2 separate regions of the Mus musculus genome follow, and region 2 is linked to region 1. A link is a loop called in an ENCODE intact Hi-C map of the cell type or tissue named here. Cell type or tissue: heart. All regions are shown on one strand. Each heading gives the region's core, and the rest is flanking DNA. Links, peaks and the distances in the headings are about the cores only. Region 1 holds the start of Hddc2 (HD domain containing 2). Region 2 holds the start of Tpd52l1 (tumor protein D52-like 1).

The links. A loop is a pair of places that touch in the nucleus more often than their neighbours do. Peaks named below come from ENCODE experiments on the same cell type or tissue, not always from the same donor. Only the 100,000 strongest peaks of a DNase experiment are listed, where the experiment ranks them.
Region 2: a loop joins it to region 1, with 3 times the contacts of the local background. A loop is called at or near these places in 14 of 42 quality-filtered maps.

The regions. Positions count from the first base shown.
Region 1 is chr10:31,302,078-31,318,123 of GRCm38, forward strand. Hddc2 (HD domain containing 2) reads left to right here and starts at 11,328. Exons shown (of 6, transcript NM_027168.2): 1 at 11,328-11,406; 2 at 12,438-12,559; 3 at 14,216-14,318. The coding sequence starts at 11,338. In heart, for the core only: a CTCF peak has its summit at 9,245; DNase peaks (open chromatin) are centred at 10,944 and 11,434; H3K4me3 peaks cover 1,590 bases; H3K27ac peaks cover 1,298 bases.
Region 2 is chr10:31,438,033-31,454,078 of GRCm38, forward strand. Tpd52l1 (tumor protein D52-like 1) reads right to left here and starts at 7,926. Exons shown (of 8, transcript NM_001359364.1): 1 at 7,680-7,926. The coding sequence starts at 7,698. Gm51764 (a long non-coding RNA gene) reads left to right here and starts at 10,780. Exons shown (of 3, transcript XR_003948861.1): 1 at 10,780-10,827. In heart, for the core only: a CTCF peak has its summit at 7,960 (motif pointing left); a DNase peak (open chromatin) is centred at 7,949; H3K4me3 peaks cover 1,251 bases; H3K27ac peaks cover 1,003 bases.

The DNA of each region.
Region 1 (16,046 bases), core at 4,836-12,835:
AGGCACAGCATCACAGCAACCTCCCTGTTCTACTGGATCCTCCAGCAAAGTGCCTGGCACAAACATAGTCCTCATTACACAGATACATCTTATACACACTCCCTTGAGCACACTTTCCCTCTTCAGTAACTCAAAAGGAACTGCTCAGATCCTTTCGACTTTTAATGTTATGACCCTGTGTAGGTTCTATTGGTTTGAGTGGGCAAGTGGAGCCGATTATTGCTTAGTGTGGTTCTAGGATTGAGTGTAGGGCTTCTCCCGGGTCTGTAGTTTTAGTAGGAACTCCATGTGTCCAATTTCCCTGTGTCAGTCTGTCTTGCTACAGCTGTGGTGTTCACTGGCCAATACTTTTGATCCTTGTGGTCCTGCGCTCTGGCTCACCTCTCTTTATCCTATGACTTCAGCTCTTGGCTAGTGAGCTGATGTGGTTTGCTTTTTATGTTCTTATAAGATATTGATGTGGACACCAAACCAGAAGAGCAGTAAGTGCCAAGTACCTTGTCAGGCCAAATCCAATTAGGATTTTGCTTTGATGATTTTGCAAACTGGAAGCTCCAAATTTACATTTCCCTTGGTTTTCCTGTTTTAAGCTTTTTCTACTTTTTAAATACTGTAAGTTCCACACCATTAAAAATTCATAAAGTTCCTGGAATTTTGGCCTCTGGGATAATTAAGGTTTGCTACAAAACTTTGCTCACAGACCTACTTTTTTATCAAAGGTCTACCCTTTAGTCACTGAGAAATGCCCTAAAATAGCAAAAATCACTGCATCTCCTTTACTTGGAGGCAAGGAAGAAACACTCCAAATTATTGAAATTGAGCAAATGTTATTTGGAAAGTTTTCTCATTTGATATAACGTATTCTACATATGACAGTTGTCCCTCTACACCTGCAGAACCTTTCGCTCCTTACCTCTGAAGTGCAAGGCCTGGCTGTGAATAATGGTTATAACTTGAAGCATCGGGACTGTACTGGCTGCTTTTTGTGTCACCTTGATACAAGCTAGAGTCATCAGAGAGGAAGGAGCCTCAGCTGAGGAAATGCCTCCATGAGGTTCAGCTGTAAGGCATTTTCTCATATAAGACCTCCACCCTCGGTCAGTGGTACTTACTTCAAGATGCCCCCAGACACGCCGAGAGGCAGATCAATGCAAAAGCAAGGTTTCTTTCCCAGCGTCGGGGTCAACCCTCAATCAGTCTCTCGAGGGGAGGGACTGACTGTGGGGAATTGAACGAGCAGGGTTGACCGAAGTGAGCAGAGATCCTAAATTCAATTCCCAAGAAGGCAGCCCCAAATGGCTATTATTAGAAGTTTTTATTTTAGGGTCACAGGTTACATCAGCAAGCATATTGGCTAAGCATATTGACCCTTAAATCTATTGGCGAGCAAGCATGACAACATTTGAACTCTACCTGGGACTTTCCAGAGGGTCAGGTAACTAGCAGTCAGTACATTCTGAAAACTTTTAACTCAAGAATGTTCCTGTGGGTGGAGAATGGAACTTGGCCTAGCCTTGACCCCAGGTGGGAGGGGGGAGGTATAAGGAGGGTGTGGGACTGAAAAACCCCTTAGGGTCCCTCATTCACTTATTGATTAGTGTGGGAGGGCTCAACTATCTCTGGACTGGCCTATCCTGGGTCCTATAAGAAAGCAAGTTGAACAAGCCATGAAAAGCAATCCAATAAGCAGCACCCTTCCAGGGCCTTTGCTTCCGCTTTCACCTCCAGGCTCCAGCCCTGACTGAATTTTCTCCTGACTTCTTCCCAGAGTGGACGATGATCTGAAAGTGTGAGCTGAATAATCCCTTTTCTCCCCAGTTTGCTCTTTGTTGTTTGTTTATTCGTTTTGCTTTGTTTGGGTTTATTTTTTGTTTTGGTTTGGTTTTTGGTTTTCTGTTTTGGTTTTGGTTTTGGTTTTGTTTTCCAAGACAGGGTTTCTCTGTGTAGCCCTGGCTGTCCAGGAACTCTCTCTGTAGACCAGGCTGGCCTCAAATTCAGAAATCCACCTGCCTCTGCCTCCCAAGAGCTGGGATTAAAGGCATGTGCCACCAGTGCCTAGTGCCAATTTGCTCTTTGGTCATTGTGTTTCACCATAGCAATAGAAACCCTAAAACAAGGCCCAGCTGCCCCTTGCTCAGTTCAAGGAATGAAGGCAGTGTTCTCACCATTACCTCTGTGTCTTCCACCTACACTTTGTTCCCTGGCTTCTACTTTCAGCAAACTGCCAGCCTTGACACTTTCTTTTCTGAAACAGCATCTTATGTTGCACAGGCTAGCCTGAAGCTCATTATGCAGTGGAGGATGACTTTAACTCTGCCTCCTGAGTGCAGTGTTATAGGTGTGTGCTACCTTACCTGTGCTATCAAACCCAGGGCTCTCTGGGTGCCAGACAAGCACTCTGCCAACTGAGCTACATGCTTGCCTAGCCACTCCTGGCCTTGGTCTTTCATTAATGGCTGGAGTCATGAGGGAGATGTATGCATCCTTTGAGTTCTTATACTGAATTGCAGTGCTTTACCACAAGCAAGAAAGTGGGAAAACAGAAGCCTCATCTCTTTGATCTCTCTCCCTTGAACAAACACTGCCTTTGTAATGGTCCTTCCTTCCTAGGTTTCACTATACTACGTCTGTCTTCTTTATCTGAGTTGTGTTTCTCTAACCTAGTTGCATAAATGATCAAAGTGTTCTTGTAACTCTCTTCATCTTCCCAGAGTCTCTGTCAGGGACAAGAGCCTTTCCATGCTACTTCAAAGGGAATTGTCACACAAAATTTGTTTATTTCTTTGTTTGTTTCAAATATACATAGGACATCAGTTTTCTTCTGAGTATCTCATCAACCGTATAAAAGATGCAAATTCATGAACTTACTTTTTGAATACACAGGACGCAGTTTCTTCATCTCAGCACTCTTGGTATGTTGTGCCTAGTAATTCTTGTTGTGGGAGGTGTTTCTCTGCACTGGATCCCACTTTGTCAAAAAACAAGGATGTCTTCAAACATTGCCTTCATGGGACAAAAATCACTCTAGGGTAAGGACAACTGATATATAACTGCATTATGGTTGACTTTAATAATTATCTTGACAGGACAAGACTCAGGGGAGTGTTTGTGAGGAAGTATCTGGTTTGGGTTAATGGAGGCCAGAAGACCCACCTTAAATGTGGCTGAGTGACAGCCTTTAATGCCCTCTGCTTCCACTGTGTGAGACCAGTTTACAATCCTGTCACTCTGCCTTCCCTGGCATGAGGGGTTGGGCCCTCAAACCCTAAGCGAAACAAACTCTTTAAGTTGTCATTGATGGACACTGTGTCACAGCAAAGGCAAAACTAACAAATACAACCAGATATAATTTCTTTTATCTAGAAAGATCTAGCTCACAGGAGCAATCTCTCTCTCTAATATCTTGGAAGACAAGAAAGACCCTGGTCTTCACTCTTTTCTAAGATCCTAACTTATATTCAATAAAGGTTTTCTGGGATAATTTTCTCAGAGTGATCTATTTCTATTCAGCCTCTTGCCTGAATCTTCACATAAGCAACAGGAAAATCTTCAAAGGCAACAAAGTTTCGACAGAATTTCACTTTATTCCCAACTCCCCAAGCATACGCCTAAGTTCAAGGAGATAATCCCTCTAATGAGGGCCTTCTCCTTTCAGACTCCCAGAAGTGCCATCGGCTAATGACTTTGTGAGCCTTCAGGGCATATTTCTGATCCAAACCATAACAGGTACAATTTCCATGAAGTCTAGGTCAAGGCTGTGCGAATAAAGAAAGGATCAAAGGAAATCAAATCTCTGTATGCAGAAGAGAACACGGCTGCTAGGAAGGAGCATTACAAGGTTCATCGTGGTCTCAGCATACAGCTTGCAACCCCATTGTTTCATATCACCCATCTCCAGACTGCTCTTCCTATATCCTGCAAATCAAAAACCCTAATCTTTGTTCACCTCAACTTTCATTTGCCTTTCTCTCCAGCAGACCCAATGACTCTCTGCCTCTGATTCTTCCTTTTGCTATGACTATAAGCCATAGTAGGAGGTGATGGCTCCTCACCTCCTAATCACATTCCCCTGGGGACTCACTTGATTCTTAATCATATTTAATCTCACTACAGTAACACTCTCCAAACCAACTATTTCATACCTTCTTTCCCCTTAATCCTTCTATACCTCCTTGCACAAGGTTTTTTACTTCCTGCCTGTGGGAAAATTGTATTTCACAGGACCTTTTGGAAATTAGTCTCACCAATCGTGAGTGAGAAAAGTCATATAGTGGTCTAAAGAGCAGGTTTAAAGACCCAGGTGTACTTCTACCCCTGAGTGTTGTCAAGAGAGAAGGGAAACACAGAGTCCTTGAGTTGAGATCATATTCTAATGTGTATATTGCATGGACATGCACCCCCATGCAAAATAGTGTTGCAGTAGGCAATAAATCCCAAGGAATCATACTCAAATTGTGGCAGTGGCAGTGGCAGCAGTGACAGCAGAGGACCAAGTTCCTTGATACCCATCCCAATGTTCTGGGTTCCTGAATAAAAATGAAACACACACACACACAAAGAGAGAGAGTGGGGGGGAGGGAGGGAGGGAGGGAGGGAGGGAGGGAGGGAGGGGGAGAGAGAGAGAGGGAGAGAGAGAGAGAGAGAGAGAGAGAAAGAGAGAGAGAGAGTCTTATATCTCAATATGCCTTAAACAGCTCAATGTCTGGGCCACTCCCAAACCCAAACCTCCATGTAGCTACCACACTCTCTGATATTCCCAGCTCATCACTTACTAAAATCTATATTTCATCCTGCTTGCTCTAGACCCAGTTAGGGCTCCTTGGGGCTACTCTTTTGTGGCTCTTACATGTTGGCTGTCTCTCTGCCCTGTACTTCTCAGGTCTGGTTTTTTTCCTTTCCTGGCATGGTGATTCTAAATTCTTCTTCCTCCCCTTGTCCCCTTGCCCTCAAATTCTAAAGTCCCACCTCTGTCTCCAGCAACTTTATTTACTAATCAAAACCAACTGGGGGCAGGGACCCTCAGCATCTTACATGTAGATTCTTATGCAATTTTGGGAACCCAATTAACATAATATAAGTGTTAGATAAAAGCCACAGAAAAGAGAAAAGAAAAGAGAGAAGAGGAAGCAGGCTAGCAGGAGAGAGATAAACGTTTGATGTGCTGTTACAGGAGATGAGGTTACACCCTCCTATTATAGCTCATCTTGCCTTAAACTGGCCTGTCTACTTAGGTAAGAAAATGGAAGTAGTTGGAAGCTGACAGTTGCAATGTCCCATGACCACATCTGCCACCAATTAGCCATTACCCCCTGTGCCTTCTCCTGTATTGTGGGCAAATTCCTCCCCCCTGAAGGCCAGCCTTTCATCTAGTGCACTGTTGTTTGAGCAGAACCCCCTCCAGCTAACTGCTTATATTAGCTTCTGTTAAACTGCCTGTTTCTGCATCCCCCCCCCCTGCAAACCTCACCCCCCCCCCAACTGCTTATCCATATGCCAGCATGTGCTTTTGCCTTCAAATACCCTGTGGTCTGGACACACACAGGTCCCAGAATGTGTAGGTATAGTCCCAGACAGCTCAACTAAGACTTCCAATTGACTATAAACTGTGTCTGAGTGGTCATCTCTGGTAGACTCCTCATAACACTTTTCTTGCTACTGCCAAACATTAAGCACTCCTCTGACCCTATAATCATTTCCCATATTTCCTTAGTCACTCCCATCAGTAAATGAACACACACAAAAAATCATCTTTCTTCAAAGCCATTCCTTTCTCCTAGTACTCACATGCCCACTTCACTTTGAATGAGTTGTGCTACTCACTGCTGTTATCTCCAGACCCAACTCATTAGGGTGTCTGCTTGCTGTTCTACCATACTGAAAGCTTGCTCTTGTCAAAGTTGATGGAACACATGAAATCTGGCAGTTAAATCTGGATTTTTATCTGATACAACATTGATTTGGTTGATCACCTTCCTGTCCTTAGTTGATTTCTTCTTATTTGAAATATTCTGGCACCCGGTTGTCTTTGAATTCTCTTTCTACTTCACTGTATACTCCCTTGGTCTCCAAAGGTCTAAATATTGGGCTGCTCCATGACTCAGTTATTGGATATCTCCTCAACCATCAAAAGGTCTCATCTAGTTTTATGGTTTTATTGATGTGCCATGCTGTCTTAGTTAGGGTTTTACTGCTGTGAACAGACACCATGACCAAGGCAAGTCTTATAAAAAACAACATTTAATTGGGGCTGGCTTACAGGTTCAGAGGTTCAGTCCATTATCATCAAGGTGAGAGCATGGCAGTATCCAGGCAGGCATGGCACAGGAGGAGCTGAGAGTTCTATGTCTTCATCCAAAGGCTGCTAGTGGAAGACTGACTTCCAGGCAACTAGGGTGAGGATCTTATACCCACACCCACAGTGACACACCCATTCCAACCAGGTCACACCTATTCCAACAAGGCCACACCTTCAAATGGTGCCACTCCCTGGTCCAAGGATATACAAACTATCACACATGGTTTGTATTTTTGTATATTTGATCTTTATTCTGGCTCTTACCTCTCCCTTGACTTTCAAAGTCACCTGTGTTAGAACCTCACCTGCAACAAAAGTAAATGTCTAGTTTCCATCCACCCCACAAGCTATGCTTGCTGATTCATTCCCCAACTCAGCAAAAAGCTATTCTGTTCTTGTAGCTACCAAGCAAAACATTTTAGAATCATCCTTATTCCTCCTTTTCTTTTATACCCATATGTCTTGTGTCATAAATCCTTTAGTCTTACCTTCAAATCCCAAACCCTGACCCAGGTGTTTACATGGATATTGGAAATAAGCAAAATAAACTTATTCTAAGTACTACAATTTCATTTGCAGTCTCCAATTAATCATAGGGAGAAACTAAATTAAAGATTTCAGGCTCTAAGGGAACTGGGACCTTCCCTATAGCTGAACAGCTTCTGTTTTAAGCAAAGAGTTGTCTGAATCCATACATCTCAGGGACAACTTGTAAGGAGACAGTTGTCTGAATCCAGACATTTCAAGGGCAACTTCTTTATCTTCCTTGCAGAATCAAATGAAGTTCTTGTTCCCAGACTCAGAAACCTGGTGAAAATGCCCTTACCAAACCCCTTACGTCAAAATATAATTGGACAGTGCTATAACCCATCCTGTTCCACCTCACTTTATGGTTTCAGTCTTTAAATATGCTGCAGACCTGATAATCAGTAGCAGCATGATTACAATAGACTTTTGTCATCTGCATTGACCTAGTGTCGAATTTATGTTTGATTTAAGTGGACCCCACAACAATACTATTTCAGTATCACTTTAGAATGAGAATTTATCATAGTACTTATAAATTATAATATCAGAGTAATTATAAATGATAATTTATAATTCATACTTTAGCTATTTTACTCTGTTTCCTCCTTGATCATTCCTTACCATCTGTGTTAGTCAGCTTTCTTGCCATTGTCCAAAGTGACTAATACACAATTTAAGGAAGGCAAGGTTTATTTAGCTCACACTGAAAGTGTTTCTAATTCACCATGGTGGAAAAGGTATAGCAGAGCAATGTGGCCCCAGTATCAGAAAATAGAGGGAATGAAGAAGGGAGGGAGACAGAGAGGGGTGAGGGAGGAAAGGTGGAAGAAAATGAGAGAGGGAGGAGAGGAAAGGAAGAAGAGAGAGAGAGAGAGAGAGAGAGAGACTCTATACCTACACGTTTTGTATTTCTGTGCCCCACCCCTATACAATGAAGGTCTCTCACCTATTGGATGGTGCCATCCATATTTAGACAAGTTTGTTTCCTAAGCCAAACTTGTCTAGAAATTCCTTTAGAGACACATGCAGAAGTATGCTTCCTTAATTCCATATGTGCTTTTAAAATCCAATCAAACTGACAATCATAGTCCTATCACACCATCTGACGTATTGGGACATTCTGCTCACTTGTAACTATCTTTCTCCCAACTGTAATCTAAGCCCCGTGTGGCAAGAGTTTGTGTTTTCTCTCTTCGTATTCATCAGGCTTCTGTGTCACTGTTTCCAAATACTGGAGAAAAACAACCTATTGAGGGAATATTTTTTCCCTCAAGGTTTCAGAGGGTTCAACCCATCCCATCATGGTAGGTAAGGGTGGTGGACCAGAACATTGTATCAGACAGGAAGCACAGGAAAGGCTGTCCTAGCATCTCTTCTGATTCCATGATAAAATACCTTGACAAGAGGCAACACAGGGAGAAAGGGCTTATTTTAGGTCACATTCCAGGCTACAGTACATAAAAGCAGCAAGTCACATCACATCTACACATCCACAGTCGAGAGAAGAGAGAAATGAGTCCTTGTGCACATGTGTGTTGCTCTGCTGACTATCCAAATGCAAGGAATAGTACCTCCCATTCTCCAGCTGGGTCATCACTCATCATTAAGACAATCCCTCACAGACACTCCCACAGGCCAACCTAATCTACACAATCTCTCATTGATACTCTTGTCTCATGTGATTCTAGATTGTGTCACCTTGACAATTAAAGCTGATTATTACATTAACCAAAGGAAGATATGGCCCATGGTGCACACCCCAGCCATCCACTTCCTCTAGCTATCCCATCTTCTACTTTAGCCAATAATACTATAAATAATAATAATATAAAACCTTCAAGGGATGAATTCACTCATTAAGACAGAACTACTGTGCTTTAATCCTCTCAGAAATGCCTTCATGGATACACTTAGAGGTGTGCTTTATGAAACCATTGCATGTTTCTCAATCTAGTCAAATTAAGAATGGAGATTAAACTTTTAGTTAGGGTTTTTGTTTTTGTTTTTTGAGACAGAGGTTTTCTGTGTAGTTCCGACTGTCCAATAACTCACTCAGAAAAGGCTGTCATAGTACCAACTGGACCTAAACTCAGATAGTTGTTTGCCTCTGGCCCTGAGTGCTAGGATTAAAGGCATGTACCACCATGTGCCTAAAAAATAGGTTTTAAGAGAGCAAAGATAAAGGATCAGACTTTCACTGATAAATCCCTAGTACTAGTCTTTGGAATAAATTGTAGAATCAAGTGAATACATTGAATATTGACTTGAGTAGTTATTAAATTTCTGTGGTATGCAAACATCAACTAAATGGTCAACATTTAAAGGGACAAGTCAGTAGTTTTTCAGAGGTTTCTCCTGCCCAAGATTCCCCTGACGTGGAAAGCTGGAGCTTAGGTCCAGGTCAGAGTTCTCTCCATGCTATGCTGCTTGTCTCCTCTAGGGTCAGTAACTCACCTAAAAACTGCCTACAACTCTGCCGGCCTCTCAAAAAGCCTCACTACACACCCGAGGCAACACACACTTCTTACATCCCCGAGAACCACTGTGTTCCTTTGCAAGAGATCTTTAAGTAACACCAGTGTTTCAAGACATCTGTCACTCATGAGGTCTCTAGGTGTTTCCTCTGCTCCTATTCTAAGAAGAATGTTCTTTCACTGCTAAATCTTGATGTGAGTGATGGGTGCTGTCAGACCACAGTCTAAGAATGGAGTTGAGCAAGGGGAATCTTGAGTGCTTGTGAGAAAACTCCAAGAAAACAAGGCAAGAGTCTTATGACCACAGCTTCTTGAAACCCCAGAATCGTTCTTGGATTGTGTTTTTTGTACTCCTCCCAAGTATAATGGATAGGAGTGAGTTATTTCAGCTGATATTCTTCATGTGCATCTATGAAAAAAAACATTTTCTTGTCACATATGGCTTGTCTTTGTCATCAAATACTTTACTCATTTGAATCTTCTTAACCCTCAGAGTACAAATTGCTGGATGCTCTGACTAAAGAGCCCCTACTCTCCCAAGTTCACACTGTCAAACTAGGGTGGTGAGCAAGGTGCTATTTAAGATATTCTACTTCCATAAAGTCCTATTTATGATTTCCAGAAAGTTTTATACTCTAAAAAGCCACTTTCACAGGCATTTTTACTGCGATAACACCTGATTCAAACACTCTGATTAGAGTGACTAACAGTATGATTTATAGGGAGAAAGCAGATAGGGACTATATATAAAACCAGGAATAGGGCTTTCTACACCTAGGACCTTAGCATAGCAAGGCAGCCTGGTGGTGCTGGCATTTGAAGCTTGTGCTTTATAGATAACACAAACCACTCACCTACTTCAGTGCTGGAGAGCACTTGGGACCTCATGCACAGCTACACTACACTGCCAACTTTTCATTTCTTCTGTAGAGCTGACTTTAGAATCCTGGATGCTGCTCATGGATGCTACTTCAGTGCTGGAGAGCACTTGGGACCTCATGCACAGCTACACTATACTGCCAACTTTTCATTTCTTCTGTAGAGCTGACTTTAGAATCCTGGATGCTGCTCATGGATGCTGCCTCAGGGTTCTGTAGAATCTACTGAGCAACATTCTATACCAACATTATGCTATGATGACTATACATTTTCTAGTATAGTTCCCGGTATAGTATTCGGGCTCATATGGAAGAGGTGGTAGGTATATCAAGTAGTGAGAAACGAGAACAGACAATGGTTCATTAGAACCATCACCTTTTAGGGCCCTGTAAATAAATAAACCTACTTTGTTACAAATAAAATTGGAATTCCTTTTTATTTCTCTTTCTTCTTGAATCTTATTCATATCCTCGACTCCCTCTGCTTGAATTTGTCCATATCCATTAACTGCATTTAAAAGTTTGTACCATCAAATTGTCAATGGAAACTAGTCAGGTAGTCCTGGAAGATCCTGATCAGTTTCCTGGCAGAATGGATGCTTGTGGTTTCACCATGGGCTTCCTCTTACTAGCCCATTTCCTGCTTCCTCCAAAGTTTCCTGGTATGTCTGCCAAGCATTGCCTCCCTTCACAGGCTTGCCCAGTGCCTTTGTTAAACTGGTTAAGCGAAGCTTCTTATAGCTAGCTCTTCCTGCCAATCAGACACTGGGCTTCTAAGAAGCAAGGTTTGCAGGCATTATCCAGCTTCATCCTCCTTAGGCCTTTCTGCCCTTAGCGTCAAGCTGCGATTCCTGTGAAAGTTGATGGTTACTTGGGCAGAGACCATCCAAAGTCTGAGCACAGACCTTAGTACAGAGAAAGTGCTCTACCAAAGGAGGAAGTGGGGCTGTGAGGAGGAGCCAAAGGGTGGGGAGGAGCTGAAGGAGGGCGGGGAGGAGCTGAAGGAGGGCGGGGAGGAGCTGAAGGAGGGCGGGGAGGAGCTGAAGAAGGGCGGGGAGGAGCTGAAGGAGGGCGGGGAGGAGCTGAAGGAGGGCGGGGAGGAGCTGAAGGGGAATGGGGAGGGGCTTGAGGTTGACACCGCCCAGCTCTTATGCACTTCAGCATGGCTTTGGCCTCGTCCGGCTCTGGAGCCGGGCTGTTGCGTTTTCTGCGTCTAGTTGGGCAGCTCAAGGTGAGCGGGTGGGATCGGCTTGGCCGGGAGGCGGTGCGGCCCAGCTCAGGCACCGACCTCACGCAACCTCCCTCGCTCAGCCCGGCGTTGCTGGCGGGTACGCAGCCGAGGCTGGACCGGGGACTCGTGCACGCTCCATGCCCAGCGCGGCCACAACCCAGGCCATGGCGATGCTGCGGAGCGGCAGCGGAAGGCAGGAGCCGAAACCCCTGCACGTAGGCTGTGGAAACCTTCCTCTATCACCGTGACTTCCGGAACTGTTGGTTTCAGTAAATCGGTTTCAGCGTGCACCAGCCCTTGCTTGGCAGAGCTTGTGCAGAGCCCCCTTTGTTCCAAGATGAGCTGTTCTGTAACACTGCGACTATTTGTGAAATTCGTTAGATGCATAGAACTCCCAGAGAAAATGCAGACTTACACAGGTTGAGAAGTAGTGAAAGGCTTGACTGCCATGGAAACTCCTCCAAGCCATCTGAGTTAGAATTGGAGAGTCTGTCACATGTTGCATGTACAAAATATTCTATTATTGTATGAAATGAGTTTTTGGACGGCACAAACCTACTACTCTCATAGTTAGGAATAATACTGGGGCTTTGCTTTGCATTTTTCCTAACTACACCACAGATGAACAGCACAGGCTGGCAGCCTGGAACTTGGGTCTTCACCTGTTGAGTTCTTAGATTCCAGGCGTGTACCACCAGGCGTACCACCAGTTTTGCTTTTATGTCTAAAAACTTTTTGTGTATTATCCCATAGTTATACTTCACTAGCACAGAGTAAAGACTATTGGACTTTTGTATACTTTTGAACATTTTTGTATATTTGTGAATTGTCCACTCACTAGTGAGATTTCAGATTTTTATCGATATGATTAGTTTAAATGAAACATTTTTAAAAAAATAGGTTTGAAACCACGACTCAGCTGACATGTGGCTCTGTGGCCATTCTCTGGCATTTTCTTGAAGAGCACCTGTCATTTTTTGTTGTTGTTCCCAGGGATAGTGTTTTGTTTAATTCCTTATCTTATTTATTAGAGAGTTCCACGGACTGGCTGGGTATACAGAAATGTCGAAAAGCCAGAAAGCGTGTCAGATCACATGTACCGGATGGCAGTTATGGCCATGGTGACCAGAGATGACCGTCTTAACAAGGATAGGTAAGTTATTTGAACATTGATGCTTATGAAGGTTTCTGGACTCTGTGTGAGGATGACTTCAGTTGTAAACTATAGTAAGTTTTCTGTTACATTCTGCGTTGGTCTCAGGGGAAACAAGTGAGAAGTTAGGGCCTTAAAGGGTGAATATGTGTGAATTGTATCTTTGCATTAATTAGTATTTACTTGGCTTTGAACTATCTGCTTTTATGAATAATGATAGCCATTTCTGAGGCCATATTGTTGAACTAGTGTGGCAATAACTACATAGGAGCTATAAAGAGTTAGCATCTCTTTAGATCATCAGCAAGTTTTTGTTTTTGTTCTTTTTAATGCTTGATAATCACAAGACAAGAGTTTACAAAGAAGACAGCAAATGAATTGCACAGGACTGATGTGGCTTCAATAAAAATTACAAAATAAGTTAGGGTAGGAAATTAGCCAGTTGTTCCAGTAGCAGGGAAGATCTCATGTTCTTGGTTGGTCTTCACGGGTTAGATGGCATCTGAGCTAAGTGACATAGGTTAAGAAGTAGGGAAAGGCTTTGCATATAGAGTGTCCAGAAACAAAATCCTGGTGGTGAGAAGGTAATGGAGTACTTTGGGGAATAAAAGGAAGTAAGGTTGACTACAGGGATGTTTTTGGGGAGCCCAGCAAGTCCTGTTGCTCTGCAGATAGAGTAGAACTTAGGGAACTTAGAAACAAAAACCACAAGACAAAAATGAAAAGTCAATTGGAGATATGAATGAAGTTGGTTAGAGATTTTGACCTGGACCAGAAAAAAAAAAAATGGAGGTGGGAAACCTAGGAGGCTTTGAGACCCTTTGTTGAGTATTAAGACTGAAAAATGCCAGCCATTCTGGGGCACCTGCCTCATTATTTGCACCTGCCATTCTGATGATTATTCTCATAGCCATGAGTTAAATGATCAGTATGGAATGAGAACATTATTTAATGTAATTTTCATGTCTCCCCTATGAAGTACTTCCCTCTATCCCCTGTTAGTGATTCTGGGCATCACACTCAGGACCTTGTGCATGGTAGGCCAGTACACTACAAGCTGTAAGGTCAGTAGCCTTACCATACAAATTCAAAACCCTGTCAGTTCAGCTGCATCCATTACCATATATATTGACTGTTTTGGCAATAGGACATTGGAGTTCTAAATTTTGTGTAAGTAAAACATCTCCTGACTTTGTGGAACCTCCTAAAATGAGCATTTGTAAAATCAGCCATTTTTTTTAAAAGTCAGTTTATCCTATACTCTGTTAGACCATACAGATAGATAGTATTGTGTTAAGTATTTATAAGCAATTCTGATTCAGTACTAATATAGGTTGGTAGAGTATAATTAGTTTAGAAAGTATCGTATTAAAATAGTCTATGGGGGAGAGAAAGAAAAATATATTATTAAGCTTAAAAATAGTATAGAGGGCTGGAGAGATTAGCTCAGTAATTAAGAGTACTGACTGCTCTTCCCCAGGTCTGCGTTGAATTTCCAGCACCCACATGGTGGTTCACAACCGTCTGTAATGGGATCAGATGGTGTGTCTGAAGACAATGGTAGTTTGTTAACATACATTTAAAAAGATAGTGTAGAAAGGATACTTATAGTGAATGTGATTTTGTGTAATTATTCAACATTTCTTGCCTGGTCAGATGTATACGCCTAGCCCTGGTTCACGATATGGCAGAATGCATCGTTGGGGACATAGCACCCGCAGATAACATCCCTAAAGAAGAGAAACACAGGAGAGAAGAGGTCAGTGCTGTTTATCGACTCTGTAAAAGACCTCACGGAGGACCTGTCCCCTAAGCAAATCCATTCACTAGCCCTGTTGCAGTATAGGAGGACACTACCTAGCCAGTCTCAGAAGGGGGAGATTGGAGAGGATGTCTGTTGAGATTTAGGGCCTAAGTGTTCAGATGGAGCTCAACTTATGACAGTCAACTAGCTGAGTCTGTATAGAGCTGAGTCTGTATAGAGTTTGTAGACAACTAGCTGAATCTGTATGGAGTTTGAAGACAACTAGCTGTGTATGTATACTTTGTAGACATCTAGTTTAGTTTGTATAGAGTTAGTAGACAACTAGCTGAGTATGTATAGAGTTTAGTACTTAATAGCTTAGACTTTGTGGGACTAATGACGAGAGGTTTTCAAGAAAGTCTTGCAGTAGGTTGTCCATACTGAGTGTTTTTAGAAAGTTAACGGTCTTCTCTAAGCAAGGGTTTCTTTACCACAGAATTGGTTTTGGCTTATCCCCCTCCTACCCCCCCCCCCATTGTTTAGTGTAAGAATAGGACTATATGCCTGTTCCCCCTGTGTTTGACTCAGGAACAGATGGTCATATTGGTTTTCTATTTTCTTTTCTCTCTTTCTTTTGCTTCTTTAGGACAGACAGGCTTTCTCTGTGTAGCCCCAGCTGTCCTCAAACTCACTCTGTAGACCAGGCTGGCCTTCAAGTCAGAGACTCTCCTGTCTCTGCCTCCCAAGTGTTCAGATTAAAGGTGTGCACCACCACCACCTGGCTTTTAAGCCTATAGCACCTGGTATTCCCAGGCAGTCTCCCATCCAAATACTAGCCAGGCCGGCCTCTGTTCTAAAATCAGACAAAATGGGGCATGTTCAGGGTCATATGACAGTAGACAGGCTTCAGTCTTCTTAGTATGTATAGATAAACGGCATGGCTTTCGTTAGAATAGAAGAAATAGCTGGGACTTAACTCAATGTGTGGAAATTATCTTCCCCATCACAGGTAATCTATTGGGAGAGAAATTCTCTAGATCACAAATATATTCATTATTACAATTACTGTTTAGTAAAATTTTAAGTTAGCCCTGTAGAGGCTAGAACTTTAAAAAGTTAAAAAAAAATTGCTTTCACAGAAATAAAAAGCTTTCATAAGATACTAAATTAGGGTCAGTGGAAGCTACAAACTCTGAGGCCAGGGCTGGAAAGAGACATTTTTGAGGCAGATGCAGAAAAACACAGGAAGAAGGCTCCCTTAATCCCTTCCTCCTCCACCTCTGACTCTTTCATCCTTACAGCGAAGAAGGGGTGGAATCGCTTACTGCAAACGACTCGACTCATGAGCCTGTGAAGTTGGTCTTAAGTCATTTAGTAAGGAAGCTCTTATCAAGATGGCTTAATACAGAAGGTAGGTTTAAGAAGCTATTTTCAAAGCTGGTGGAGACTAGAGCTAAAGTCCCAAAGAAGAAAGAAGATGCCATACAGAACTGGAACTAATTTAGGTTCAAACCACGCTAAACTACCTTGGAAATGTTATAAGACTGGGTCGTCTGTCCATCTTCCTCCCAAAGGACAGGTTCAAACTATAGCTTGTGCATCATGAGAGAAGGAAATATTTCTCAGTATAGGTCTGGACTGTTGTGAAAAAAAAAAAAAAAAAAAAAAAAAAAACCTTAGTTTGCTTGACAGAATTCATACAGAAAGAAAGCAATCTGCTGCAATTCTCAGTTACAGAGAGGA
Region 2 (16,046 bases), core at 3,052-11,051, 130 kb after region 1:
TTGTAAGTTGAATATGCTTTTTGTTGAGATTTGGTCTGTTGCTATATATTTTAATACTAAATGCAGGCCCCCAAGACCCAAGTTGCTCCAGAGATGAGTCTGCCACATAGACTCAAGTGATGCTATGTAACCTTGCTTCCAAGTTATTTGTGATTGGTGAATAAAGATGTCTACAGCCTATTGCTGGGCAGAATTGAGATAGGCTTCTTGTTACAGGCCTTGAGTTCAGAGTAGACCATGAGGAAAAAAAGAAGGTGGAAAGAGAAGATAACATGGGTTAGGAGTCAAGAAAGCATGGCCAAAGAGGGTTATCCAGTTAAGAGTTAAGAGCAGCCCAGATTAGCCATAGTAAGTAAAACTCGGGGTTATTGTTAAGAAAGCAGATTCTAATAGCATAGTGGGTAGATATCTGTCCAGCATTAGTGCTAATTAAGGCTTATTGTAAATAATAAAAGTTGTGTATCTTTTATCCAGGAACTGAATGATCAAAGACAGGATAGAAGCCTCAGATTGAGATTAAATATTTTCTACAACTTTTTAATAACACAATGGCTCATCTTCAGCGTGTACATTGCAGAACTGGGCATAACAAGTCTAAAATATTATTAGCTTCAGTGTGAATTAGTTCTAAAAATTCCATTGGGATGGAAATAAGCCATCTTTTTGCTCTATGAACTATTACTCATGGTGATGAATTCTTAACTCTGCTACCTCTCATTTCTATAAGCTTTGGAGCGTGCTTGAATCCATACTGAGAGACAGTGGAGTGCCCCAGGAAAGCGCATGTTCAGCAGAACTGGAGTTAATTTTGTCTTTTTTACTTCATTTCTGACCTCAGTTTTCCTGTATGCAAATGAGTTAAAACTAAATATCCCTACCTTACAGTGCTACTACACATTTCCATAAGATACTGAATGCACAGGCAGGTCTTGGCATGGGAGGGAGGCCACAAAAAACATTTACACAGTGCTTACCACGTACAGAGCACCATTCAAACGCCTCGCATAAGTTAACTCACTGAAGCTTCCTCAGGTCCCTAGCACATTAGACCTATTATATTTAGTCCACATGTGAAGAAACTGAGGCCCAGAGAAACCAGTACGTCACCAGAATCAGCTGAATTTTAAGGTTAGGGTGGTAGAATTAAAATTTGGACAGGTTTCCTTGATTCCAGGATCATAACAACTACAGATGCCCCAATGCCTACTGGAGCCAAGGGTTTGCCATATGTATTATTACTAGCACAATCAATACATATTTTATGGAATATTTATTTAACCAAATTAATAGTTTTTTTCTGTTCAAAAGAGCAAGTTTCTACTTTATTTCTTAAAATTGGATATTTTATTTGTTTACATTTCAAATGTTATCCTCTTTCCCAGTTTCCCCTCTGCAAACCCCCTCTCCCATACAGCCCTTACCCTGCTTCTATGAGGGTGCTCTCCCACCTACCCACCTGCCCCCACCTCACTGCCCTAGCATTCCTCTACACTGGGGCATCAAGCCTTCACAGGACCAAGGGCCTCCACTCCCATTGATGCCAGATAAGGCCCCTGCAGCTCCTCAGTCCTATCCCTAACTCCTCCATTGGGGTCCCTGTGCTCAGTCTGATGGTTGGCTGCGAGCATTCGCATCTCTATTAGACAGGATCTGGTCAAGCTTCTCATAACCAAATCAATATTTTCTGAAATGCTTATTATCATTAGCTGCTATAGAATGTTTAGCTTATCTGCCAAAATGGACTCTCTGTTTATAGGGGTTTTTTGGAAGAAATTTGTAAGTCTGTTTATTCAGAATATTAAGAAACTAAGTAAATGTTATGGAGAACAATTTAAGATGGGTTGCATCTGTCTACAGGATCTGTATTATCATGTTCTTGAATTTCAACAAGAATATGCAATATGACCATATACATATATGAGATGGTTTAGCAGTAAAAGTACTTGCTACCAGGCCTGGTAAACTGAGTTGGATGTCTAGAATCTACATAGTAGGAGTACCAATTCCCAGAGATTGTCTTCTGACCTCCACAGGCATACTGTACAATATATGCATCCCCCAACAGTAAATAAATAAATTTATTTACAAAATTTAACAGTTAAATTCCATTGATCTAAACTTACAATTTTATTGCCTGAAATGAAATGAAATTTTTGAATAAAAAGTTAAATTTCTCCTAATGTAATCTAATCATATAGAAGCCTTTTGTTATTTAGCAGGGAAGGAAGAAATTACTCTATAATAAAATGGCACAGTTGTTTACAAAGCAAATCCTCACTCATTGGGGAACTAGATCATTGACTAATGGATAAAGGTACTTGCCAGCAAGTCTCATGACTTGAATTCAGCCCCTGGAGATCACATGGTCAAAGGAGTGAACCAGCTCCTGAAAGCTGTCCTCTGATACATGCACTCACACACACATAAAATAAATGAATGCTATAAAAAAGTTTTTACTCACTTTCTGAAAAGTAAAAACTATACAACTGTGTATATGTCACATATCATCATCATTCCTGCCCTCATTTTCTGTTCATATCCTTCTTTATTTCCTTTCATTCGTTTCTAATTTATACTGACCCATTGTGTTTTATCTATATCCATATAAACTGTTGTTGTAAGTCCTTCCTGGCACAAGAGTCTTGAGTAAGTCAATAAGACACTGTTGTCTTAATAGGATTTGGAAACAGGTAGGAATAATCCAGTATTTATTATTTCATGTCATTCATGGACTTTTAGCATTCTCCTGGGCTAAGTGGTCAACTGAAAAATGGCAATACTGTAGTAGACTGAATAATTCTAAACTCAAAAACCTGCAAATATTAATGAATATGAAAAAGTTATCATTACAAATGTGGCTAATTTGAGGCTCTTGAGCTGTGTAATTTAGCCAGGTTTAGCCAGGTGAGCCCTTAATGCCAGTGCAAATTTTTATAAGTTAGAATGGGGGACATGCTGCACCTGCGTCCTCAGAAGCAGAGATCGGTACCTCTACCAGACAAGACTTCTTCGGACACCTGAAGCCAGTAGAGGTTCAGCATGGATTCATAGACATGCCCTGTTGACTCAGTCACTATGTCTCTCTGGTCTATAGAATTGTATTGTTTCAGCTGCAATGTTTGCAGCAATTTGTAAGCCATAGGAAGCTAAAGCCACTAGTAATTTGATATGCAAAGGTTAAACAACAGCAAGGTTTTCCTTTTAGCAAAAACAAAAACACCCAAAACAAACAAATAAAAAACAACAGTAAATAACAAAAGATAAAAGCAAACATAAAACACCCTGAGAAACATAACAATGAGGTTATTTTAATTACGAGGAAAAAAACATCAAGAAACAGTTGACTGGGATCAGGAACTTTCATTTTTAAATGGCTGCTGCATATTTCATAAACTGAAAATGCTATAGCATGAGAAGAGTCTGAAGCAATTTAAACTATTAAACAGCAGAGCTTAGCACCATTGCTCACTGTAGCTAGGTCATTGCTCATCTGTTTCATATATCACCAAGTGGTTGACTAGAAACTGTAGCTGGCTGCCATAATCTAGCATCAAAATACTTTGGGCCAGTTAGCACTCCTTTCTATGACAAAATACTTGAGGAAACAACTTGTTGCATGAAAATATTATTCAGGTTTGTGGTTTCCATAACTTTGGCCCATGGCCAGCTTACTCTGTTGCTGTTGGGCTGTAATGGACAGTTTCAGCAATTTCAGCTCTAACCACAGTTAGAGCTCCTGTGGGACACAGTTGCTTCCTTCATTGCAAGCAGTAAACAGAGCAGGATCCCATTCAATGGAAAAGTCTCAAGGACCCATGTCCTTATCTGGGTCCCACTTCCCACCAACTCCCAGTACTGTCATCAAATTATGAAACCATCCACAGATTAACACTTTGATAAGGGCCCAGTCCTCATGACTGAACCACCTCTCAAATGATTGCAATCACTATAGAGAAATGAAGCATTCCATATACAAGACTACAGGGAGATAATTCATAACAAGACCATAATAAATACTATACTGAATCACAAGTCTGAGATAAAAATTAAGCTTGTGATACAGTACTGAATGCCCATCTCTTTCACACTATTGTAAGGTTGAAACCCCTTCACCAGGAACATGTGAAGGACAACTTCTCTGGGCCAATGAAAAGCAGCTAGCAGTGCTGGCCTCCTGTGGGTTGAAAACTCCACAGTGCTGTTCAAGAGCCCCTTTTCACAAACTCACCCACTCATAATCCCCCTGTCCCCATCCTGCCAAACTCCTTAGGGTGTCTTCTTGTTTTGCTGGAAATAATTTAGTATTTTCACAAAGCAAAAGAATGCGTGTGGAGAATTTCACTTTCGGGAGGCCTTTCAAAGACCTGCTTCTGCACTTCTGAGCTACTTGGATAACCCATATCTACGCCCCTTAGTGCAACAAGGGGCCTCTAGTAACCAGATGCAGGTCTAATCTTGTACACATTTGGTTCCCTTTAGATTTAGAGGCACAAAGAGAGGAGGTAGAGAACCATTTCCAGCTCAGAAAACTGTCAAGTAAACCACAGGTAGAAGCTTACACCTTGGACATCACAGGACTATTTTAGAATCTAAGAGCAAATGCCCATTTAGGGTTCAATCCAGTTCCATCCAGCTGTGAGGGCAAGGGGAGAGTGATGCAGGGCGGCTGGAGAGGCAGTTAAGACTTTTATCTTTCCGGTTAAGAGTTTTATCTTTCCAGGGTCTGAGTGGGATGGGTGCTCGCAGTACCAACTTAGTTACTCAATGTCTGTTTATCTATAATCTAGCTTCTGTCTCATCTCCTCTGCAAAATGGAAAAGACAGCTCAACTTACCTCCTCGGGCGCTACCGTGATGTCAATCAATACATATAAAGCATTGAGAGTAGAGACAGGGAGAAAATAAACAGACTAAGCTACTTTGACTATTGATAACTGGCCCTGAAGTCTATGATTCTCTCATTGGCGTATGCAGCTCACTCTCCTGTCAGTAACATGTGGTGGTTTTACATCTCAGTGTATGAAGTAAGTGCCACATTAATAAAACCATCTCATCCTCTGCTGTGCATTTCATGAAATAGAAATCAAGCCTGGTTTCGCTGTTCCTAATGCTCTGTCTAGAAGACAAAAGCACTCAAATATTTGCTCAAAGATAAAGCAAACTAGTTACACGGGCTCTTAGTCTTCAGGAGCCTTTAGAATTCAGGTGGGTGCTTTTTAGCTATTATAATTCTTTTCCTACCTCAGTGGATAATAGAATTATGTGGATAGCTTTCAAGTATTCTCAGGCTCAGGCCCCAGGGGTTCCAAAATGACAGCTATGGGATCAGCCCAGTCCACTTAACTCCATATCCATGGGGGTCTTCAAACTTGGACATAATTAAGTACAGATAAATAATACTTGAAAAAAACCTATCTGAATGTGTACCGACTTTTCTCTATTGTCATTATTTTCTTTAAAAATACAATATAATTATTTGCATGACAGTTTAATAAATGATCCAAAAACTATTGAAAGTGTGCTGGATATGTATAAGAGGTCCTAGGCAGATATACAACACACTTGAGATCCTTGGATTTTGATATATTTTTTCAAGTAAGTGGTGTGTGTGTGTGTGTGTGTGTGTGTGTGTTACCCAAAGAGACCAGAAGAGGACATCCAATCCACTAGAGCTGGAATTACTGGCAGTTGTGTAGAAGACCAAACTTTGCAAGCGCAGTACAGGCTCTTAAGCACTGAGCTCTCTCTCCAGCAGAGACTTTGGTGTCTTTTTAAGGGTCCTGGTGTCAATTCTCTATCAATACTTAGAAATAACTGCATCTAGTCTGAAAGTCAGGTCAGAAAACTCCAGTATTGTCAGTATCTGCTTCAGTTCAGACACAAAGGCACCTGCTGGACCTCGACTTTCGAATCTGACCAGCAACCAAGGCTCTCTGCTTGCTGAAGGTCAGCAGGAACTTCCCCTGAGGGCCATCTGTAAGCTTTTGTTACATGTAGATTTTCTCAAAGAACTCTGCTCTATCAGTTTAGCCACACACACTCCTCATCTTCAGGATCTGGGCAGTCTCCTCATCCTCCACAGACTCCCTCTCACCCCCAACGCATGTTTGACCATGTGGCCTGCCTCAATGAACTTTTCTTAGTCCAGAAGGGTTTTTGCAGAATCCCTCTTACTCCTTCCTAATGCTTCTTTGAGTGACCCTGCATCCACTGACCCGCACACTGCCCACACATCTATCTGGACTTGTTCACCATTTTGGGTTTTGGGGTTGAGCCTAACTCCAGGGTCTGGAACTGCTTAGTTAATTGCACACTCCTTTCCTATTAAGCTGCAGCTTCCAGGCGGGACCTTGGCTGATACGACCAAAGAGGAGTACGGTTCATGCTGTTCAGACTATTGTGATCCTGGCAGCAAACCAACTGAGTGGCTCTAGTCCTATACACTGCCCAAACTGCCCTCATTCGAGCTGCTTTTGCCCTTAGAATGCATGAGGTCGTGAATCTCTTTACTTCATTTGAAGAAAAAAAAAAGCATTATGTATTTAAAAGGGCACCACAAAATTCCTCAGTGCGAGGAAAGGTGGTCATGATGGCATTAATGCAAACCATTCCTTCTGAGTGCTGCTTCCAAAGTGAATTTCCGAGAGCTTTCGTCCTCCCTGTCCCTCACTCCACATAAGACCATCTCTGGGCTGATGAGATGGCTCGGCAGGTAAAGGGCCTGCTCTAAACTGACTGCTCTTCCGAAGGTCCTGAGTTCAAATCCCAGCAACCACATGGTGGCTCACAACCATCCATAATGAGATCTGACACCTTCTTCTGGTGTGTCTGAAGTCAGCTACAGTGAACTTAGGTATAATAATAATAATAATAATAATAATAATAATAATAATAATAATAATAAAGGCAATCTCTGATCCTTTCTAAGATCCCTTTACTCTTATTTTGAATGATCCTAGAGTTCTCTGGATTCCTCCAGCGAACACCCTGAGCACGGAGAGCAGGTGACCAACCCTCAATTAAGGCAGGCACTGGGTGCGGCTGGGGTGGGGGGTGAGGTGGGGTGGGGTGGGAAAGCGACTCTTCTAAGAACACGAAAAACTGGGATAGGGTTATCAATCTGGATGTCGGGGGCGGGGTTGGGGGTTGGGGGGAAATGTGAAGCTCTCTTGCCTTTGAAGGCCAATCCTCCCACGCTGCAGCCCTCGAATAGCAGGGACACTGAGTCTCCACAAAACCACCACCTCTCGGGTCCGCGTCACCCCCGCCCGCATTTGTGAACTGCAAGAGGTGAGCCCCAAGGCCGGAGTCCAGAAGATCCGGCTCTCCCCACGCCTCCCCGGGAAGAACAGCGCAGACATCCGGAGCCTGAACAACAGGTCCTTTGAACACCTTCCAGGACGAGGAAGTATGGCCCACTGACTGCTGGAAGGGATAGTGCAGACAAGGACACAATCCCTGCAGACCCGCTACTCTGTTTTCAGTCCTCAGCCCTTCCCTGGTCCCCAGCCCCACCGCAAAATCTGAGTCAAGCAAAGGATCCCGAAGGCGCGCGTAGGCGCAGAGTTCCGTCTGCGTAGGATGTCCCTGTCTGTCCCGGAGTAAAGTTAGGTACTGAAGGAAAATAGTCTCTCTGTACATCTGAGGACCAGACCTCGGGGGCGACCGGCGACCACCCACCTTGTGCCTGCGCCTCCATGGTGGCCGGTTTGGAGCTGAGCACCGCGGAGAACACGCGGACTCCTCGCAGAGCAGCAGATGGTAGCGATTCCCGAGCTCGGAAGACAGCTAGCCCCGCCGCCCGTGCCCTCTCCCGGCGCGCGTGTCGCGAGCATTCGTGGAGGGGGCGGGGTACTGGCGGCGGCCACCACTGGCCGCTGCTGGTTACCTCCGCCCCTTCCAATCCACCTAGGCTACACAGCGCAACCGAGAACGCCAGGTCGGGCGCCACCTGCCGGCCGCTCTGCGCACCCAGTGGGAGGCTTCCCCTCCAGCACACAAACGCGCAGACAACCAACACCATAGCCCAGAAGCCCACAAGACACAAATGCCTTGGCAGGAAGGAGGTAGGGAGCGCAGGGGTACAATGCTGAGCCATTGGTCCTGGTGGAGACAGTCAGGTTAGGTTCCTGGGCGCCCCAGTACCATATTCTTTTTGTCAACTGACCATTATATAACTTTGTTATATGCCCATTTATAGAACCCTTACTTAATGTAATTGGCTCATTTAACATTGAGCATACAGTGCTCGGACAAAAACACAGTTTATTAAGGTTATGTAATGTGTATACTTCTTCTATAAAGTTCATCACACTATATTGCACTTAGGGTGTTGGGCATGAATCTAGTTTGAAACGAAACTGGGCAGTGCTGGCGTGGGGGGTAGGGGCTGCAATATTTTGAGATTTTTGTTTACTCCAACAGGCAGAAGAAAAACTGAGTTTGGTGTTACAAGCAAATCCGAGTGAAAAGTGACAAAGGAACATGGAGCCTAAGACACATTAATAGGACATGTGTCTTGTTATCCCGAGCCTGTAGGCTGTGTCACTAGATTGGTGTAGGAGTCCTTTTCAGAGAAGACTAAAACTTCAGTCCTGTGTCAAGGCTTGTCTGCTGGTGTAACTGGAAAGCTAACAGTATGAATGGGCGCTCACACGTCACCCCCACCAGTCTCTACGTACTTCCTTTTCCTCAGCGTCTCACAAACTTCATGAAACAGTCTAGCATTTTCTTATGCTTGGTGTTACATAATTTGCAATTTTGCGTGAAAGGGTGTCATTCTCTTTCTCTATAAAATAGATGGGGGAGTCTGGTGAGATTGAAGGTGTTTATTATATTAAATCTCCTGTAATTTCTGCCAAAGAGCCTCAAGTAGATTTACACTCAGGAAAGATAGTGATTAATCAATCAAAAAGTCGTATTTTTACCACACCCAAGTTACTCTCAAAGTTACAGGATAAAATACAAAAATGGGTGTCCTTTCCCTTGAAAGAAAGAATACTGGTGGTTTTGTGGCATGCACACGAGCATGCCAGTGGTTTGGGTTGGGTGGTTTGTCTGTTTGTTTTTCTCAGTTTTGTGTTGAAGATCTCATAGGTATGTAATCAATTTCATGACATTTACCCTATAATGACTTTTAGTGAAAGTTACCAGGCAGGTACAAAGTGGCTACTGGATGATGAAATCACTTTTAGAGTCTATTCAGGTTTTCTGGTCGTCTTAATCCTAGAAATTAAACACCAAGTCACAACAGTTGACTCCCAGCTGTTAAAAGCTAAAAATAGCTCCTGACTTTTCATCTTAGGCCACCTACTTTCATCTGGCTCATTTCTGATTGCTAAAACTTTAAGCTACTGCCCCTTTAACATTTTGACCATTTTTTTTTAAATAATCATAAGACTTGGACATTCATTCCTTGCAACAGGGATTTGGCTAGATTCCAAGGCTATAAGTGAAGGGCACAATTCTCCCTTTCAAGGGGTTCATGACCTATTGAAAAGGAAGGATAAACAGATCCTTCATGAAGCAGTGAAGGCACTGAGAGCTGTGCGAGGCAAAGGCAGAACCTGCGTTCACCACCAAAGACCCCTCAAGTCAGACCCTGGTGAGGAAATGTGTTTCATGTCCTCTAAATCTTGAAGGATGACAAAGTAGCTAGGTAAATAGCCGTTACTTTTTACTGTCACTGTAGTCAGATACCAGACATGAAGCAACTTAGGGGAGAAGAGCCCAATTTTGTCTCAAGGTATGAGGGGTCACAGTAGGTGGTGGCAGAGACAGTATGGCAGTGGTTGTGTATATGGCTGCATCAGGAAAGCTTGAGGTTGCTTGCTTACACTTCAGCAGACCAGGAAGAGAGGAGAGGGACTGGGTGGAAGGAGGGAGAAAGAGGAAGAGAGAGGGGGAAAGAGGAAGAAAAAGACAGAAGGAGGGAGGAAGGAAAACAAAGACAGAGAAGGAAGGATGGGAGAGGGGAAGGAGGAAAGGAGATATAGAGAAGGGAGGGGAGGGAAGAAAACAGAAAGGAAGAGAGGGACTGGAGGAGAGGGAGAATGAGGAAAGGAGAAAGACAGACAGACAGACAGACAGACAGATGTGGCTTGGCTGTACTCCACAAGACCTCCCTTCCTCATTCCTTTCCTGCAGTGTGAGCTTGTGTGTCCTCTCAAATCAGCAATATTAGCTAGAGACTAAGAGTTCAAACACATGAACTTCTGGGTTTTTTAAAAAAGATTTATTTATTTTATGAATATGAGTACAGTGTTGCTGTCTTTAGACTCACACCAGAAAAGGGCATCAGATCCTATTACAGATGTTTGTGAGCCACCATGCAGTGCTCATAACCATTGAGTTTTATCTTCAAACCAAAGCACAGCCATGCTGTGGCTTAGCTGAGAGAATGTGATTCCAGGCAATGCCTAAGACGTAATCCTTCCTTCTCCTTTTCACTTGCAATCATGGAATTCTTCTTGAAAGTTTAAGCAAACAAGTCTTTTTAGTGGCCATACCTGGAACACAACACACAGACATGAGATTGAGTCAATGAATTCTTGCCCTCTCTGTGAGACTCCTTCTGAAGAGGTGATGGTATAGTGGATAGCATCTATAGCCAAGGGAAGGTGAGCTGGCCTGAAGCAGCTCTAGGCCTTCCATAATGCACAGTGCTGAAGGTGCTCATGAGATGTGGGCAGGGAATAAAAATAAGATGAAAGACTGGAAAGGACTAGCAAACAAAACAAAAACTGTTGCTCTTCTTCATGATCCTAGCTAGGTGCAGAACTCAAGCTTTGGTGTACCCACTCTGAAAACTGCCAGCTGTACAGCTAAGGTAAGTTTCTTAGTCTGGTAGTGCCTAGCTTTCTCCATTTTGTGGTATTCACTGATGTGTTTGTTCTCATCCTCCTGGCCCGTTGGTATTGGCTCCCAGTGTGCTGAACATAAGGACCAAATGAGGGGCTTTGTGTCATTTCTGCCCCTGTGCTCATATTCCAGATAATCTAATTTAATTTATATTTTGAAAGCTCTCTAGGTAATACTGATATTCTCCTAAGACTGAGAATGGCTGTTAGGTATTATCCACAGCAAAGATGAAAGGCACTGATTCTCCAGCTTAAATTAAAAAGTAGTCATTCAGGTAGATAGATGTAGGGAGAGAGGAATGAAAGAAGAGCAAGTATTTATACCCCTAAATGTAGAAGAATTGGAGAGGGCATAGAAACTGGAGGAGGCAGAGATTCAAGAAGCCGACATGAGTCTGTTTGTGTGTCCCACCATCTGTCCTAGAGAAGGCCTGGACCTGACAGTTCTATTGCAGGCTTTCACTCCACCTTCAGTCATGGACAGAGAGTGTGTGCATGTGTGTGTGTGTGTGTGTGTGTGTGTGTGTGTGTGTGTGTGTGTGTGTGTGTGTGATGTATTTGTGTATCTATAAATTTTCAAACCTTTTAAGCAGTGTGAAAAAACAACTGGGACTTTCCTTGAGCACCATTTGGGGTGTGAAGTTAGAGGGCGAGAGACCCTGCTAGAAGCCAAGGACACCCTGAGGGGGCTAGTGAAGAAGTAGCTGTAGAGCCACAGAATAGCTCAAGGAGAGAAGATATGCTGCAAAAAGGGGAAGGTAATTAGTGTCTAGATTGCTTTACCTCCCTGCCTTGTGCTGTACTGAGAAGGGCCAAAGGAATTGGGGAGAGACCACATGAATTCCTGAGGAGGGGCCATCATTGTTTTGTGATTATTATTTTTTTTCTATCTCTGCAAATCTTCCAGTTCTGGGAAGGATAAAAATGGAAGTTGATCTACACAGTTATTTGTGGAGGCCATGGAAGATGCAGCCTTGGCTCTGCTAGGACCACCAAAATAGAAAACCAAGAGGCGAAATAAACACCAGATGAGTAGAGCAAAGGCCCACCAGGGTGACTAAATAGGCTTTATCAGTATCATTAAGCCAAACATAGATCTGCTTGGGGCTTCCCTTCCTTCCATGCCCACCCTGTCCAGATGGCCAGGAAGAGCTGTTGTTACCTAGAAGAAAGACCTGAAAATCAAATTATCTTTTACTTCATGACCCTCTAACATATACACACAAGCACATAGACACACACACACAGAGAGAGAAAGAGAGAGAGAGAGAGAGAATATTTTCTGTGAGACCCTAGAGAGATTCGCTTTGAGATAGACACCTAAATCATGTAAAAGATACTCCAACATAAATGTAATGGTCCTAAACTACAATGTTAGATTGTATAATGAGTCTGTAACAACTACCTAAAAGACAAGCACTATTGAGCAATTGAGAGAATTATTATCACAGAAACACAATCATTTCATATCTATCCCTCTCAAAACTGAGTCCTTAACAAACTAAGTACTTTATATAAAATGTTTTACCCAACCCTCAGTGAGTGAATCAATCTTGTTTTTTTCTAAATCGCACCAGTATCTCTAGACATATTCACTAATCCATAAAGTATACATACATGTCCAGACAATTCAGAGCATTTCCTTGCTCAATAAAGCAAGAGTATTTCATTGTACTCTCAGGATCATAAATACCAATGGTTAAACCACTAAGACTTTACACAATATAATCACTTTTAAACTAATGTCTTAGTTAGGTTTTTACTGCTGTGAACAGACACCGTGACCAAGCAACTCTTAAAAGAACAACATTTAATTGGGACTACCTTACAGGTTCAAGTGGTTCAGGTCATTATCATTAAGGCAGGCATCCAGGCAGGCATGGCTCAGGAGGAGCTGAGACTTCTACATCTTAATCTGAAGGATGCTAGAATATTCATTTCCTGCTACATCCACTCCAGTAATGACTCGCTTGGCAGGTCTAAAAGCCTGGAAGCAGTCCTGAGGCAAAGAGTTTCACGGAAACTTAGCCTCCTGTAACCTTGGCATTCCTATAGCTAGAATGTCCCAGATTTGTTCCTGCGATATTGTGGAGGGTCTTGCATGCTTTCTTACAGTATTTTACTGGATAAGAGTTAGAAGTCTCAGGGCAGGCTTAGCAAAAGTATACCTAGAATCTTCATTACATTCAGGTATAGTAGACTATATTGTATATTAGAAGAAAGTTGGTGAATTCTTCTGACAAATGGAGATTCCCTACAGATACTTAAAAGAACAGCCAAGTTACTTTCATATGCAAGTATTTACCAAGGCCTAGGAAAAAGGGGAGTTGTGGTATTGCATTATTCATGATAAGGTCCGCTAGAGCAGAACCCCCTGGTGCTAGCTTTCACAAGGCTCAAAGGAGTAGCATAAATTGTGACTAGGGTGTAAAATCCTTACCTGACATTAGCTGATTCTAGGCAGGGCTGTTTTATCTTTACTGTAAACATTAACTGGTTCCTGTCAGCCCTTTGAAGGCATTCCTCTGTTTTGTGTCAGATGATCCAATGCACCTTGCCTGCTGTGACACAGTACTCCTTTATTTTCTGAGTTATATAAGACTGGTGTTCTCTTTGTGAAAAATTACATCCAGATACAGCACTCCCTTTTTCTGTGTCCATTTGTTATTTCTGGACAACTCCATGCCCACCTGCTGAAACCCCTAATTTCCTACAGATTGAGGGGGGACAACTGAGCCGGGTCCTGGCAGTTTTCAGACTCACAATGACACACCTATTCCAACAGGGCCACACCTTCTAATTGTGCCACTCTCTTGGCTGAGCATATACAAACCATCACAATTGGAGACTGTTAAAAAAAAGAAAAAGAAAAAAGAAAAAGAAAACCTAAATGCAGTCTTTAAAATACATTGGCTTTTAAAAGGTTTAATGTGTGCAACTCACACAATAATACTGGGAGACTTCAACAACCCACTTTCCTCATTGGACAGATCCAGGAAACAGAAACTAAACAGACACAGTGAAACTAACAAAAATTGTAAAACAAATGGATTTAACAGATATCTATAGAACATTTTATACCAAAACAAAAGGATATACCTTCTTTTTTTTTTTTTTTTTCCATTTTTTATTAGGTATTTAACTCATTTACATTTCCAATGCTATACCAAAAGTCCCCCATATCCACCCACCCCCACTCCCCTGCCCACCCACTCCCCCTTTTTGGCCCTGGTATTCCCCTGTACTGGGGCATATAAAGTTTGCAAGTCCAATGGGCCTCTCTTTCCAGTGATGGCCGACTAGGCCATCTTTTGATATATATGCAGCTAGAGTCAAGAGCTCCGGGGTACTGGTTAGCTCATAATGTTGTTCCACCTATAGGGTTGCAGATCCCTTTAGCTCCTTGGCTACTTTCTCTAGCTCCTCCATTGGGAGCCCTATGATCCATCCATTAGCTGACTGTGAGCATCCACTTCTGTGTTTGCTGGGCCCCGGCATAGTCTCACAAGAGACAGCTACATCTGCGTCCTCAGCACCTCATGGTACCTTCTCCAAAACTGACCATGTAATTGGTCACAAAACAGGCCTTCAACAGAAAATAGAGACAGAAGGTACTCTACCCAATTCATTCTATGAAGCCACAATTACTCTGATACCTAAACCACATAAAGACCCAACAAATATATAAATATTAAAATAATCCCATGCATCCTATCAGATCACCATGGACTAAGGCTGATCTTCAATAACAACATAAATAATAGAAAGCCCACATACATATGGAAGTTGAACAACACTCTCCCCAACTTAACTTCCTTAACTTGGTCAAGGAGAAAATAAAGAAAGAAATTAAAGGCTTTTTAGAGTTTAATGAAGCCATAATATACTAAACTTATGGGACACAATGAAAGCAGTTCTAAGAGGAAAACTCATAGCTCTGAGTGACTCCAAAAAGAAATTGGAGAGAGCATACACTAGCAGCTTGGCAGCACATCTGGAAGCTCTAGAACAAAAAGAAACAAATATGTCCAAGAGGAGTACAAGGCAGGAAATAATCAAACTCAGGGCTGAAATCAACCAAGTAGAAACAAAAAGAACTATACAAAGAATCAACAAAACCAGGAGCTGGTTTTTTGAGAAAATCAACAAGATAGTTAAACCCTTAGCAAGACTAACTAGAGGGCACAGGGACAGTATCATAATTAAGAAAAGTAGAAATGAAAGGGAAACATAACAACAGAATTTGAGGAAATCCAAAGCATCATCAGATCCTACTACAAAAGCCTATACTTAACAAAACGGGAAGCCTGGATGAAATGGACAATTTTCTAGACAGATACCAAGTACGAAAGTTAAATCAGGATGATATTAACAGTTAAAACAGTCCAATATCCCCTAAAGAAATAGAAATAGTCATTAATAGTCTCCCAACCAAAAAAAAGCCCAGAACCAAATGGGTTTAGTGCAGAGTGCTATCAGACCTTCAAAGAAGACCTAATACCAATACTTCTCAAACTACTCCAGAAAATAGAGACAGAAGGTACTCTACCCAATTCATTCTATGAAGCCACAATTACTCTGATACCTAAACCACATAAAGATCCAACAAAGAAAGAGAACTTCAGACCAATTTCCCTTATGAATATTGATGCAAAAATACTCAATAAAATGCTCACAAACTTAATCCAAGAACACATCAAGAAAATTATCCATCATGGTCAAGTAGGCTTCATCCCAGGGATGCGGGGACGGTTCAACACGTAAATCCATCAACATAATGCACTACATTATCAAAGTCAAAGAAAAAAAACGCATTTTTATTTCATTAGATACTGAGAAAGTATTTGAAAAGATCCAAAGTCTTGGAAAGATCAGAAATTCAAGGACCATACCTAAACATAGTAAAAACAATATTCAGCAAACCAGTAGCCAACTTCAAACTAAATGGAGAGAAACTTGAAGCAATCCCACTAAAATCAGAGACAAGACAAGGCTGCCCACTCTCTCCCTCCCTATTCAATATAGTACTTGAAGACCTAGCCAGAGCAATTAGACAACAAAAGGAGATTAAAGGGGTACAAATTGGAAAGGAAGAAATAAAAATATTACTATTTGCAGATGATAGGATAGTATACATAAGTGAGCCAAAAATTACACCAGAGATCTCCTAAATCTGATAAAGAACTTC